2 separate regions of the Homo sapiens genome follow, and region 2 is linked to region 1. Evidence: read pairs that join two places in POLR2A ChIA-PET (ENCODE). Cell type or tissue: B cell. All regions are shown on one strand.

Evidence for each region. ChIA-PET counts read pairs that join two places held together with the same protein. Peaks named below come from ENCODE experiments on the same cell type or tissue, not always from the same donor. Only the 100,000 strongest peaks of a DNase experiment are listed, where the experiment ranks them.
Region 2: POLR2A ChIA-PET joins it to region 1 with 5 read pairs; 3 of 35 experiments call an interaction of 5 or more read pairs at or near these places.

What each region holds. Positions count from the first base shown.
Region 1 is chr1:51,773,892-51,781,891 of GRCh38, reverse strand. OSBPL9 (oxysterol binding protein like 9) reads right to left here. Exons shown (of 24, transcript NM_024586.6): 15 at 4,974-5,059; 16 at 557-728. Among named protein-coding and RNA genes, the nearest start is that of MIR761, 59 kb to the left of the region's middle. In B cell, no CTCF peak of the experiment used is centred here; no DNase peak of the experiment used is centred here; H3K27ac peaks cover 1,012 bases.
Region 2 is chr1:51,831,933-51,839,932 of GRCh38, reverse strand. NRDC (nardilysin convertase) reads left to right here. Exons shown (of 31, transcript NM_001101662.2): 3 at 3,721-3,802; 4 at 5,763-5,916. It overlaps MIR761 (microRNA 761), which reads left to right and starts at 3,531; the gene lies at 3,531-3,589. In B cell, no CTCF peak of the experiment used is centred here; no DNase peak of the experiment used is centred here.

The sequences.
Region 1 (8,000 bases):
TAAAACTTTATATTTTATATTAGCTTTTGATTTTTCCCTCCCCAAATCCAATCTTTTCCTTATCAGTAAATGACACTGCCACTGCTTACATCCACATGCAAGGATTCATCTCTGATGTCTCCTTTCCCTTACCTCCCCCAATCCATCAATCAGTTCTACCTCCAAAATAAAGCTTGAATCACCATGTCTCTCTTGGAATAATGTCAAAACCTCCACAATGGTCTTCATGCTTCTATATTTGCCCCTTCTCAATTTATTTTTCACAAAATCATTCTATTGATCTTCTCAAAACAAAAATGAGATCCTGAAAAGCCATAAAATTATATTATGGTCTACAAGACCTTGCAAGATCTGATTTCTACATCCCCATCCTCATCTCATCCTACTCTTTTTCCTCCTTCTCACTACATTCAAACTATGCTGCTCTAACAACAATTTCTTCTATGGGTGGTGACCATCTTTTGATCATTGCTTTCATCATTATTATTTGCCCCTAAATAAAATCTTGAATCAGTATACAATTAAGATAATTTAAAAATGTCAATGCAGAACTCACTGTGTTCTCTTCAGTATCATTTGGTAATGTCCAATGACACTGAAAAATCTCGCCCAAAATGGGATTGTATGGCTTTTTGGCAACTGATCCTTTCCTTCCCGCATGAAAGGCTGAGAGGTACCATTTCACAACCTGAACCATTCGATCCTTGGGATCCTTCTGGTCACTAATGCTGCAAGGGAGAAAGACAAAATTTAATGTCCTGCTTTCTGGTACAAGACAAGATGATGCAACAACCCCCAGCATGGTCCACCTAAGTCAGGCTGAGAGGACTGAGGACCTAGGACCAGGAGTTAGCTTACAGTTTCATTTTAAAATTGAGTATAATATATATAATTAAATGCATTGGTCTTAGTGGTTTTTTCTTTTTTTTTTAATTTCAACAGGTTTTTGGGGAACAGGTGGTGTGTTTGGTTACATGGATAACTTCTTCAGTGGTGATTTCTGAGATTTTGGTGCACCCATCACCCAAGCAGTGTACACTATATCCAATGTGTAGTCTTTTATCCTTCACACCCCTCCCACCCTTCCCCTTGAAGCCCCAAAGTCCACTGTATCATTCTTTCTTTTTGAGACGGAGTCTCGCTCTGTCACCCAGGCTGGAGTGCAGTGGCGTGATCTCGGCTCACTGTAACCTCACCTCCCAGGTTCAAGCAATTCTCTGCCTCAGCCTCCCGAGTAGCTGGGATTACAGGTGCTTGCCACCAGCTTGGTTTTTCATTCCTGAGTCTCTTCATTTAGCATAATGGTTTCCAACTCCATCTAGATTGCTGTGAATGCCATTATTTCGTTCCTTTTTATGGCTGAGTAGCATTCCACAGTATATATATGCCACGTTTTCTTTATTTGCTTGTTGATTGATGGGCATTTGGGCTAGTTCCATTTTTGCAATTGCAAATTGTGCTGCTATAAACATGTGTGTGCATGTGTCTTTTTCATATAATGACTTCTTTTCCTCTGAGTAAATACCCAGGAGTGGGACTGCTGAATCAAATGGTGGATCTACTTTCAGTTCTTTACGGCATCTCTATTCTGTTTTCCATAGTGGTTGTACTAGTTTACATTCCCACCAGCAGTGTAAAAGTGTTCCCTTTCCACCATATCCACATCAACATCTATTTTTTTTTTTTTTAATATGGCCATTCTTGCAGGAGTAAGGTGGTATTATTGCATTGTGGTTTTGATTTGCATTTCCCTGATAATTAGTGATGTTGAGCATTTTTTCATGTTTGTTGGCCTTTTTTTTTTTTTTCTTTTTGAGATGGAGTCTCGCTCTGTTGTCCAGGCTGGAGTGCAGTGGCGCGATCTTGGCTCACTGCAAGCTCCACCTGCCGGGTTCACGCCATTCTCCTGCCTCAGCCTCCCCAGTAGCTGGGACTACAGGCACCTGCCACCACGCCCAGCTAATTTTTTTGTATTTTTAGTAGAGACGGGGTTTCACTGTGTTAGCCAGGATGGTCTCACTCTCCTGACCTCGTGATCCACCTGCCTTGGCCTCCCAAAATGCTGGGATTACAGGTGTGAGCCACCGCGCCCGGCCAACCATTTATTTTATTATCATTATCTTCTTTTGATAATTGTCTATTCATGTCCTTAGCCCACTTTTTGATGGGATTATTTGTTTTTGTTTTTGTTTTTTTTTCTTCCTGATCTGTTTGAGTTCCTTGTAGATTCTGGATATTAGTCCTTTGCCAGATGCATAGTTTGCGAATATTTTCTCCTACTCTCTGGGTTGTCTGTTTACTCTGTTATTTCTTTTGCTGTGCAGAAACTTTTTAATTTGACTAAGTTCCATCTATTTATCTTTGTTGCATTCACTTTTGGATTATTGGTCATAAAGTCTTTGCCTAGGCCAATGTCCAGAAGTTTTTCCAATGTTATCTTCTAGAATTTTTATGATTTTAGGTCTTAGATTTAAGTCTCTGATATATGTTGAGTTGATTTTTGTATAAGGTGAGTGATGTGGATCCAATTTCATTCTTCTACATGTGGCTTGCTAGTTATCCCAGCACCATTTGTTGAGAAGGGTGTCCTTTTCCCACTTTATGTTTTTGTTTGCTTTGTCAAAGATCAGTTGGCTGTATTTGGCTTTATTTCTGGGTTCTCTATTCTGTTCCATTGGTCTATGTGCCTGGGTCTTAGTGTTTTGCTTGAGGATTTGACAAACGTATATATCTATTTAATTAATCGTCACTTAATCAAAAAACAGAATATTTCCATTAATCCAGAAAGTTTCCATATCTCCCTTTCCAAACAATCGCCACATCTTACTTACTCTGAGGCAAACACTGCTTCTGGTTTCTAGTATCATAGATTAAGTCCATGTAAGTGCATTGCTTAATTGCCAAATAATTGGAGATTTTCTGTATGTTATCAATTACTAATTTAATTCATGGGTGTAGAATATACACCCTGTATGATTCCAATTATTTTAAATTTATTAAGACTTCCCTATATATGTTCTATCTTGATAAACATTTCACATGCACCTGGAAAAGACTCTGTGTTATACAATTGTTGGGTAGTGTTTAGAAAGGCCAACTGGGTCAAGTTGATTTGATATGCTGTTTAAATCTTCTATAGCCTTCCTGATTTTTTGGGGGGGCGGGGAGGTGGTGAAGGCAGAGGCTACTTGCTTCATGAGACCCTGACGGATGAATTTGTGGACTTGGCTATTTCTCTTTTTAGTCAATTTTTGTTGCTGCATGTATTTTGAAGCTGTGTTATTAGGTACATACATATTTAGGAGTATTATTTATTCTTGATAAATAGATGCTTTTATCATTACAAAATATTCCTATTTGTCTCTAATAATATTTCTTGTCTTAAAAGTCTCCTTTGATACTTATACAGATACACCAGTTTTTGCTATGTTTAGTGTTTTGCATAGTATCTCATTTTCCATCCTTTTACTTTTAACCAGTGTCTTTAAAGTTTCTCTCTTGAAAATATCATATAGATAAATCCTGCTTTTTTAATCCAGTCTGACATTAAATGGAGTGGTAACTGTTGATATAGTTGGGATTAACTCTACCATTTTAATAGGTTTTCTACATGCCCCCTTTGTTCCTTGTTCATGCCATTATTTCTCCTTTTCTCCTTTCTTAGAATTAATGGAGTATTTGTATGATTCCGTTTAATCTTATCTACTGGCTTTTGAACTGTACTTTTATTTTTTTTAAGACAGGGTCTTGCTCTGTCACCCAAGCTGCAGTGGTGTGATTATAGCTCACAGTCCCAGCCTCAAATTGCTGGGACTGCATGACCCTCCTGCCTTAGCCTCCCAAGTAGCTGGAACTACAGGTGCACACCACCAAGCCTGGCTTATTATTAAAAATTTTTTTTTGTAGGGACAGGGTTGTGCTGTGTTGCCCTGGCTGGTCTCAAACTCCTGGCTTCAAGCAATCCTTCTACTTTGGCCTCCCAAAGTGCTGGGATTACAGGCATGAGCCACTGCAACTGGCCTGTAAATAGTTCTGGGGGCCTCAAAGTTTAAATTCTCACACATAAAAACTACCCTTAAATCTCAAATCTATACCCAATGAACAACTGGTACGTTCCATTTTTGCTTACACGTTACTAATAAATGCTTAAATTTTACTTCTTAAATTATCTGTTAATTTAAACACTGCCATATTTATTTAAATTTCTGCCTTTGGGGAATTGGTTATTCTTTTAAATCTTCATCAAGAAAAAAAAAATATATATTTATCAATGTCAGCCAATGTATCCACCCAGCAAGAAACTTCAGTGATATGTATCTAGCTTCAGTAAACCACAGTCTGAGACTAAGGAATGCAGAGAAGACGAACTAACAACATTCCCCATTACAAAAAAATTTCCTGCTACCAGCGAAAGGCAATGTGAACTCACCTCCTTGTAAATCAATTTCACCTTTACATTACTTCTATCTCATACATATACACATATATAATATTGCAAGCTTTATATTTAAAATTTATAAATCATCTATAATTTGGATACTATATTGTAAGCTCAAGGGCAGACATGACTTTTCCTTTCTCCAACTTGTAAGAAAGTGCCTAGCAAACAACAGGTGCTTTGGAAAGGTTTGCTGAACTCAGAAAATTAAGCTTCATTAGGATATAGTACAAATAATTTGACAGTGATTGCCAGTGCCTGGATTAAATAAACTTATACCATTGGCCTTGTGAATATTGGCTACCTATTAACGGGCTCTTGAGAATTTTTTAAAGTGTTAAACTTGGTTGCCTAACATCGCCACCATATAACTTTAAGCAAACAGGCAACCAGTGTAAACACATTATTCAATACCACAGAATACCCAGAAATGTTTGAAAGGTGACAAGGAATCCATCTATCCTGCAAAATAAAAGGCAGAAAGCTGCTGAGTAACATCTGTAAACGTTGGAAACTACCATGTTCAGTCAAATACCTCACAAACAGGTCCGGATGTGCAAAAAAGTCTGCATACATTTCTAAAAGAGATCTTCTTTCAAGAATAAACGTTGGAAGAACTACCTGAAAAACATACACATTTGACCCTTGAAGATCAAATTTCTCTTCAGATAAACAGACTAAAAAAAAAAAAAAGAAAACAAAACAAAACACCACCTCATTCAAATCATGGTAACATCCACCACATATTGCCCAGGCATGCTCCAAAAACTAATTCTCAACCTGTCAGATTCAGAAATGACCATTAACCTGCCTAGCAGATCAAAAACAGAGAAAGACTTTTGAATGTTCAAATGTCACTTCCTCTGTGAAACTTCCTTTTTCTCCCTAAGTATAGTAACAACAACAAACTACTCAACAAACTCACTCAGAGGAATCCTTTGATGCCTCCTATCTGCTGGACATTACATATACATTATTTTATTATTTGTATATTACATACATATTATATTACAATAGCCCTATGATGAAGAAATTATTACAGTGAAGAAATATGAAGCTCAGCGTCCCACTATTAATTGTCCCATTATTAATGTGGAATTCAAACTGGATCTGAGTTTGGGGCGTGTGTGCACTTTCTACTGCTGTTGCTCTATCATCATTAGACAAGTGTATAGGAAATACATGATGAGCACCTACAATCCAAGAATTAAGTTTTATTCACACTCGCGCTCTCACTACTATTTACACAGTAAGAAACTTTTAAATGAGCAATTAAAGGAATAAACAAAAAGAAGAAAAGAATACAGACTGGGAACCAACAAACTGGAATACGGGAAGACATGAGAAAGATGATTAACCAATGAAAAAAAGAGAAGAATTTCATTAGAGAATGGGAATGGGAGAAGAGTTTTTGAAATGAGTATCAGATTATCAATTATTCATTACGAAGTAGAACACCCCAGAGTAAGCAAAAATTTCTTAACATTTAGTAATAACTACATATCCACTATATTCAAGGTCCTGTGTTAAAAGCTGTGGTGGAGGCTGGGCATACTGGCTTGTGCCTATAATCCCAGCACTTTGGGAGGCTGAGGTGGGTGGATCACCCGAGGTCAGGAGTTCGAGACCAGCCTGGCCAACACAGTGAAACCCCGTCTCTACTAAAAATACAAAAATTACCTGAGTGTGGTGGCGCACACCCGTAGTCCCAGCTACTCGAGAGGCTGAGGCAGGAGAATCACTTGAACCCAGGAGGCAGAGGTTGCCGTGAGCCAAGATTGCACCACTATACTCCAGCCTGGGTGACAGAGCAAGACCCCATCTCTAAATAAATAAATAAATAAATAAATGCAAGCAAGCTATGGTGGAGACAAAGGTAAGTATGAGAGAATAACAAGAGCATTTAAATTGTAGGTGGAATGTGACAAACATCATACAAGAATGCTCTAAGCACCCTGGAAGTTCAGTTCAAGGAAAGATCATGCTCTGTTTGGGGGAACAGAATGAGGGCAGAGCTGGGAAACAATTTATTGAGGTGGCACTAGAGAAAAGCCTTAAAGAAGAGTAAGGCTGTGATAAAAGAACAAGACATGGAGACGGGAGAAAAAAAAAAAGACAAGGAAAGGATAGGAAGAGGGGTGTGACAGGGATTAATCAGTGAACCAGTGTGGCTGGACATATAATGAAAATATAAAGTGGGCTGATGAACACAAGCTTGGAAAGGGACACTAAGACTGTAACACTTAGAATCTCTATTATCAGACTCTCAGCATTTAAATTTTAGGTAAACATTTTTCTTCCACAGAACATGTAAATTCATAATCCAAATAGGGTTAGATTAGCAGGGAAGCTTATATACTGCCTTGGTACAACTTCTTACCACTTTAGATAACGCAGAATTATAAACCACCGAGTAAAAATGCTGAAGAAGAAAACATGGATAAATACCTTTAATGTATAAACAGCTCTTACAACTCAAGATGAAGATCACTACTCCAGTAGATAAATGGACAAAGGAACTGAACAGCCAAAAAACATTTTTAAAAAGTTTAATTTCACACGTAATTTAAAAAAAATAAATATTTTTTTCTTCTACTTAGGATTTTTCTGAGAACTCTTATTTAACAGATTTTCTTCAATGTTTGTAGTGCTATACTGATACATGCTATTAAGTCAAACTGCTGTAACAGTGATGAAGAGAGCTGGGTTTAGCTGTCTTCAACCTGGGTTCAAGAGCTTGTTTAGCCTCTTCTTAGCTGTGAGGAGGCCCTGAAAAATTAACTCAATTTCTCTAAGTACCTGAAAAGGAAGATAATTACATGCCCTGCTTATATGTTAGGGTTCTTTTATTTTAAAGACTGAGTGAGGTTAAATGGGATGTGACTGTGTAGTATTTTTAAAAACTACAAAGTATTTGGAAAACAAACTCTTTTTGGAAAGTATCTGAAGTGAGAAAACATTCTTATAAAAGACACAAATTTAAGGCATTATTGTAACAATACTTTGGAATGCATAAAAGGAACCAAGATTTCAGAATCTGTTGGCAATCACAGCCATTTGTGCCAATAAAAATTTCAAAAATGACTTATTTTAAACACATTCAGTAAAAAATAATTATGATAATATCATTTATAATATAACAAGCTTTTAGCAGCTATGGACTCAAATATGGTTTATTTGGCAGAGAAAATTATGTGAGGCAAGAATTACAAACTTGATTGTGGCAAATACATCTGGTTGCCTCTCCCCATCCATGCTTCACCCCCAAGAACTCTGATTCAGTTCAGGTTCAGCTGTGGGCTGCCATGGCCTTCTCTTCCACGTCTCAAGGGGTGAATGTGGATTCATTTAAACCAATCATTTAGCCTCCCCCTTGCCAGTGGCAGGTTTAGGCACGAGCATATGCCTGATACTGGCCAATGAGATTCAACAGGAAGCCTAATGAGCCACTCCTGGAAAACAACGTCCTTCCTAACAACAACAACAACAACAACAACAACAACAACAACAACGCCAGCAGCTGTACAATCTAATGATTACTGAAGCAATTCCGGGGACAAAC
Region 2 (8,000 bases), 58 kb before region 1:
TATACATTATATGTTTTAAAAACAAATACTGGTAGATGAGGAGCTGCAGAATTCTTAGCCTGGATTAGAGAAATAAGAGTATGTTATCCTTGGTGAGACTGGAAAAAGAAGAAGAAAAGAATGGGGCTAGTGTGAAATCTTTACATGGGCCTAGGGCTCTAAGAGTTATTGTATGGGTGGCTTCTATATAGATAATTAGATAATTGAGTTTGATTTAGCACTTTATATGGGAACGCAAAGGTCTGGACAAATAAGTACTTTGGAAGAGTTGAAATAGAAACTGGGCAGTTAAGCTTATTTAATATGTAACAACCATCAGTGGATAGATAAATAAGTCTTGATAGGGAGAATTTCTTAATATCTTTTGAAGAATACCTCCATTTTCATAGTAGGGAGTACCCAGAGGATAATTTTCGGAGCCAGTACAGTGGAATTGACCAGCAAAAGTTAGTTAAAGCTAGTTTCTTGAATATTGATAATATATTCAACATGGTACAGTCTACATACAAAGAGGCCGAGATGGGCAGATCACTTGAGTCCAGGAGTTCTGAGACTAGCCTAGGTAATGTGGTGAAACCCTGTCTCTCTAAAACATTAAAAAAAATTAGCTGGGTGTGGTGGCACATGCCTGTGGTTCCAGCTACTTGACAGGCTGAAGATGGGAGGATCACCTGAGCCCAGGGAGGTTAAGGTTGCAGTGAGCTTTGATTACACCACTGCACTCCACCCTGGCCAACAGAGTGAGACTTTGTCTCAAAAAAAAAAAAAAAAAGAAAAAGAAAAAAAGTGGTCACCCTTAAAGGTGGGAAGAGTTGAGGTATAAGTAGTAGATATGATTTAATAGTTATTCTTCTTGGAAAAAATTATTTTTTAAAAAGAAAGATTGTACCAGTTTTTTACTAAGTTGTTGGATTGAGTAATATTTTTAAGAAGCTTTTTCCTGTTTACTACTCAGATTATTAGTGATCCTGTTTTTGGGTAGCATGATAGACCAAGTATTAAATAGTTTTAACTTGGAAGGCTGTAGAGATGAACATCAAAACACTGGGGGAAAAAAAGGTATATATATGTCACTTGATAGTCTGTATGCTAAGGTCTCTATGAACAGATTGGAAATTAATAGATTCACTTTTAACTTAAAATAGATCTCATAATTCCAAATAGAGCATTAATAGGAAGAAATTATAAAAGTCACAAAAAAAAAGAACACTGACAGTCAGGAAACCTGGGTTCTACTTCTGGCTCTGTTCCTTTCTTTCTGCGTGATTTTAGGTGTTTTCATTTTCTTTCTTTTTTTTCTCAGTTTTAAAACAAGAATATAAAATTCTGAGGCCTATTTTAGCTCTAAGCCAGACCATGTTATAACTTCTTAACTGAATACTTCTTATCTATACTTTTTTTCTATATCTTTCCATCTATCTGTAAGTAGCTTTTCCCATGATCTGACTTGTTTATATTTCCTATTAACTGACAAAGCATTTAAAAACAGTTAAAAATTGTCTCGACAGGCATTTTAAATGTCAAGACATTATAAAATACTTTAGATTTATACAGCAATTGTGAACACCTTTGACAAATGAACATGTCTGTTCAGCCTTTTTGGTACCCCTTTTTATTTTGCTTAGGTAGATCAAATTCTAAGTTGATCTTTTCTAGCAGCAGGGTCAGAGTCTAGTGATCGTTTTTAAAATGGCTTAGATGCTACCTTTCTTTTCTGAGAACTCAGTGTGATATAATCCTTATAAGATATTGACAGCTAATTTTATGGATTATCCTACCGGGACAGTGGAACCTAAGTAGTTTGAAGACGAGAAATTGTTTTGATTCAGAAGCAATGGGTTCACTAGTGAAAGGAAAGATCCCACGATCGTAAGTGGTAAATGTTTATATTTGTTGAATAACTCTCTGAAAAAAGGAAATAAAGTAGATTAGCCTTGGTAAGAGGTGGCTTAAGAGTGGTTTTATGATCTAAGTTTTATTTGAAAAATGTGTGAAACTTGTTTAAGGTAAATGTGAGAATTAATAAAGGAATTGAGAAGAAAGATATTTGATCGTTTTTTGAATAACATTTACCTAATTAAGAAGTTAACTACTTTTCTGAGGCATCTTTTTTATCCCTCTCCGTTTTCCTCCTCCCAAAAGAAGTTGTTCTTGATTTTAAAAGTTTGATAAATTAACAAGGTTGAAATTTGAATATGATATACATTGAATTAAGATTTGTTCAGGGCTTTCTTAATTCAGTTCTCAAGTATGAATTTCTCAGGTCTGAATTTTTTAGGTAGAAAATTCTCAAGTATGAATTTCTTTTCTAGCAATTGCAGAGCCTGTTTTTGCTGTGGTCAAAGCTGACTGATAGACTGTGGTTTAAGTCAACTTATTCAAAAATGTCTTCAACCCTGCTGGTCGAGACAAGAAATCTTTATGGGGTAGTTGGAGCTGAAAGCAGGTTAGGCACCTATTAAAACATCACAGAACAGGTTAGATTGTGGTTTGAAGAACTGGATATTCCCCAATGTTTTAACTGAGTTTATGTGCCTAAGTCTTCAAAATGGGGTTTATAGTATCAAGTGAGGCTGTTTGGTTCTTCTGAAAACACACTCATTTTCTGACACATGGCTAGACTTTATGCCAGGTACATGCTATTTTTGAAAAGCTCTTTTTTAAGAGGTAACTGTTTATTAAAACAATCTGTTTCACCAAATATGTTAGCCCTGTAAAATTGACATTTACAAAAGTTTGAAGAAAACAAATTTGGGAAAGTTAATAATTCGCCTTTCTATCTTCAAGGATTCAAATTGACCGTTTTTTCTCCTTTTTTTGTCTTTTAACTTACTGTAATTATGCCCCAATAGTTCGGGTGCAGTGGCTCACGCCTATAATCCCAGCACTTTGAGAGGCTGAGGTGGGAGGATTGTTTGAGTCCAGGAGTTTGAGACCAGCCTGGGCCTCATAGCAAGACCCCTGTCTTAAAAAAAAAAAAAAAAAAAAGTCCCAATCATTTTAAGTGCAGTTTGGTGTACCTCTTGGCCATCAATTTTGTTAAAAACTCTGATTTTCCCAAAGTATTGGGAGAATATATACTGATAAGTAATATATGCTGTATATCTTCAATTAGAAGTGAAGAACTAAAAAGCCTCTTTAAAATTTAGTTATACTTTTTAATAGCTACCGATTTTATCTTTTTTTATCACTTACTATTTTTGTTAGATGTTTTCCTAAAATGTTATCTTATTCTATCTTAACAAAATTTTCTAAGTTACATGTTGACAGGTTTCACATCTAGTAACTGAGTCACTCAACACAAAGCTTTTAATTGCTTAGAGATCTTCAGAGATATCTATCTAGATATGTTACTTCCGCAGATTTCCAAAATCTAGTAATTCAGGGAAAAAACTTGGTTCAGAATTATGAAATGCTGACATGAAATGATATTTGGGTGGGCTGTCCAGTCCCTCTTCCCTTTTTTTCTGTCTGTTTCTGCTTTTTTTCCTTAGGTCTGCACCTGTTCAGCATTTGGCAGGATGGCAAGCGGAGGAGCAGCAGGGTGAAACTGACACAGTTCTGGTGAGTTTCACTTTGCTGCTCCTCCTGATTCTCAGGGAAAGAATTTTGTTACTCCTATTGGAAAACATCCATCTCCAAATGAATCCTTAAGATAAGATGCGAATATTATTCCTTTAGGGTTGACTCAACTATTTGTATGTGTTCTAATTACTCCAGTCTGCAGCGGCTCTTTGTGTTGGAGTTGGGAGTTTCGCTGATCCAGATGACCTGCCGGGGCTGGCACACTTTTTGGAGCACAGTAAGAATTTGTAAAATATCATTCCTGGTGTGTTTTTTTCCCCCCTCCAAACTTATATGAATTGATATCAAAGATTAGCAAGTGATTTGACAGAAGTATGATATATTTAGCAAGAGAAAAGGCTAAGAAAAAATCCTTGATTTATGAATATCGTGGGGGAAACAATCTGAGTGTACTTATATTGAGAGTTAGAATGAAACCACACAGAAAACTTTTAAACTGTAGATGTCACTATTGTTGAGCTATGTTAAGGCCAACGGATCAGGAGATGATTGCCATTTTCTAGGAAATGACCAGTCCTGGGGAGGGCAGTCCCTTCCAGGGTTAGCAAGGCCCCCAGCCAAACATCAGAAATACAGGAATTCCCTGGGTGAGGTGGCTCACGCCTGTAATCCCAGCACTCTGGGAGGCTGAGGTGGGTGGATCACTTGAAGTCAGGAGTTCGAGACCAGCCTGGCCAACATGGTGAAACCCCATCTCTACTAAAAATACAAAAATTAGTTGGGCGTGGTGGCATACACCTGTAGTCCCAGCTACTTGGGAATCTGAGGCAAGAGAATCATTTGAACCTGGGAGGTAGAGGTTGCAGTGAGCTGAGGCTGTGCCACTGTACTCCAGCTTGGGTGATAGAGCAAGACTGTCTCAAAAAAAAAAAAAAAAAAACAAGAAACAAAAAAAACCTAGAAATTCAAAAGGCATGATTAATATAAAAACAAAACAATAGAAGCTTTTCATTTAATTTGGAATGTACCTAAATAAAACTTACACGGGGCCGGGCGCGGTGGCTCACTCCTGTAATCCCAGCACTTTGGGAAGCCAAGGCAGGTGGATCACCTGAGGTCAGGAGTTCGAGACCAGCCTGGCCAACATGGTGAAACTCCATCTCTACAAAAACACAAAAATTAGCCGGGCATGGTGGCGCACACCTAGAGTTCCAGCTGCTCTGGAGGCTGAGGCAGGAGAATCACTTGAATCCAAGAGGCGGAGGTTGCAGTGAGCCGAGATCACGCCATTGCACTCCAACCTGGGTGACGGAGCGAGACTCCAGCTCAAAAACAAACAAACAAACAAAAAAACTCTATGTGGATGTTATATAGTTACAAATATTTATTTTTATTTTACAAATATTTATTTTAAATTACTCTTTTTTTAATGGTCTGGTTTTCTAAAGTATTTGAGGGTATACTTCTTACTTTGTGAATTTTTATAGTAGCCATTAATCTGCATATGTTTGTGCTTAAATTTTAATCTCCTTAAATTTAATTGAAGAGATTAAGTTGTAACAGCAGTAGCAGTTAATCTGCATATATGTTTGTGAATTTGTTTGAATTTTAATCTAATTAATAAAAGGTGAATTTTAATCTATTTAGACTTAAATATATTTGTGATCTCTTTATAAGTTATATGTTCGTCTTATCTTTCTTTAAAGATGAAATTTTTTTTTTTTAGTATAAAAGTAACATGAGCATAATAGAAAGTTACAAAATCAAATGTAATGAAGAAAGTATTATTTAGGGTCAGGTGTGGTGGCTCACGCCTGTAATCCCAGCACTTTGGGAGGCCGAGGTGGGCAGATCACTTGAGGTCAGGAGTTGGAGACCAGCCTGGGCAACCTGGTGAAACCCCATCTCTACTAAAAATACAAAAAATTAGCCAGGCATGGTGGCAAGTGCCTGTAATCCAGCTACTTGGGAGGCTGAGACACTTGAACCCAGGAGGTTCAAGAATCACTTGAACCCAGGAGGCAGAGTTTGCAGTGAGCCAAGATTGCACCACTGTGCTCCATCCTGGGCAACAGAGTGAGACTCTGTCTCAAAGAAAAAAAAAAGAATTCAGACATAACCATTTGATGTGTTGGTCTATTTTCTTTCAGTTTTTCTATGCATATAAGAAAGTTCATGTGTGATAAAAATATTTTCTATATCTTTGTGTTGTGTGACTTTGTGTTCTTTCCATTTAGTGGTATTCATGGGTAGTTTGAAATATCCAGATGAGAATGGATTTGATGCCTTCCTGAAGAAGCATGGGGGTAGTGATAATGCCTCAACTGATTGTGAACGCACTGTCTTTCAGTTTGATGTCCAGAGGAAGTACTTCAAGGAAGCTCTTGATAGGTAACTAACTCTAAATATACTTTAATTTTAATGATCTAATGGCACTTTGCAAATGTAAATAGAGTGTTCTTGTACAGTAGAATTGTCACAATACTTTACTTGGACCAGTCATGGTGACTCATGCCTGTAACTCAAGTACTTTGGGAGGCTGAGGTAGAAGGCTCGCTTAAAGCCAGGAGTTTGAGACCAGCTTGGGCAAAATAGTAAGAACCTGTCTCTACAAAAATAAGTAAATAAAAAATTAGCCAAGCATGATGGTGAGTGCCTGTAGTCCTTGGCACTCAGGAGGCTGAGGTGGAAGGATTGCTTGGGTCCAGGAATTCGAGGCTGTAGTGAGCTACAGTCACACCACTGCACTCCAGCCTGGGTGACAGAGTTTGTTTGAGACCCTGTCTCAAACAAAACTTTATTTGGAGAAAAAAGCTGTTAAACTGTTAAATACACTTTGACTCTTGTTCTATTATATATAGTCTTTGTATTAAAGATTAAAATAAAAGTCAACACCTTTTGGGTTTTATTAATTTTATTAATTATGTATTCTCTGTTGACTCATTATGACTTTTTTTTTTTTTTTTTAAGAGATATGGTCTTGCCATGGTGCCTAGGCTGGAGTGCTGTGGTGCAATTGGCCATCAATTGCATGAATGCATGGCTCAGTGCAACCTCAGCCTCCCAGGCTGAATGTGCCACCGCTCCCAGCTAATTTTTAAATTTTTTTGTAGAATTGGGAGTCTCTCTGTATTGCCCAGGCTGGTTTCAAACTCCTGGCCTCAAGTGATCCTCCTGCCTCAGCCTCTCAAAGTGCTGGGATTATAGGTGTGAGCCACTTTGCCCAGCCACTTAAAAAACAGAATTTAGTAGAAAATATGGAGAAACAGAGAAGCAAAAAAGGGATAAGATTGCCTCCAACTTTATAATCTAGAGATAACCACCATTAATGTTTTGGTATAGACCCATCTATATTTTTTAAAGTATACCGATCATATTGTTCATACCCTTTTATAATTGTTAATTTTAAGCAAGATATATCATTTTAACTTACATAATTTATAAAACATGATTTTTAGTGATTGTATGTTATTTACATTGTATAGAAGTACCATAAGGTGTTTAATCAGTTACATATGATTGGACAGTTGAGTTGTTTCCAGTTTTCTAATACTGTGATGATTATCCTGATCTCTGTGAATATCCTTAATTATTTCTATTAAGTTCTAAGCAGTGAAATTGCTGAGTATATTTGCAAATATATTTTTAAGACTTTTTTTTTCTTTAAGCTTTTGAAATTCATTGCAAAATTGTTTTCCAGAAAGTTTGTCAGTACAATAGTAGAAGTTTGAGATTACAGGGTTGCAGACCAAAGTCTACCCCGGAAAAAAGTAGAAAAGTAGAAAAAAGTTATACCTAATTCTAGATATATGCAAGATTGAAATGTAAAAGAAAAAAGAAACCTCACGTTTGTCTAGTATAATGTAAGCTCCTTCAGAGCAGGAATTTTTATCTATTTTTTGTTGATACATCTGCAAATCAATAATTTGGTAGATACTCAGATTTGTTAAATGAATTAATGCAGTTCCTTTATAGCAAAAATTACCATAAAATCAAAAGATAAATGACCAAAAAAAATTTTTTTTAAACATGATAGAGATCTAATATTTTTTTTAAAAATTGGCCTGGTGTGGTGGCTCACACCTGTAATCCCAACACTTTGGGGGGCCGAGGTGGGCGGATAACTTGAGGCCAGGAGTTCGAGACCAGCCTGGCCAACACGGTGAAACCCTGTCTCTACTAAAAACACAAAAATTAGCTGGGCTTGGTAGCATGTGCGTGTAATTTCAGCTACTTGGGAGGCTGAGACAGGAGAATTGCTTGAACCTAGGAGGCGGAGGTTGCAGTGAGCTGAGATCATGCCATAGCACTCCAGCCTGAGTGACAGAGTGGGACTCTGTCTCAAAAACAAAATAAAATAAAAAAGATAAAATAAAAAGAAATTATCTCTTTTCTTAAGAGATTAATTTGATCTGGAAAAATCCTTTGGACATATTCCTATAAATTGGAAGCATATGCCACTATTTATTTATTTT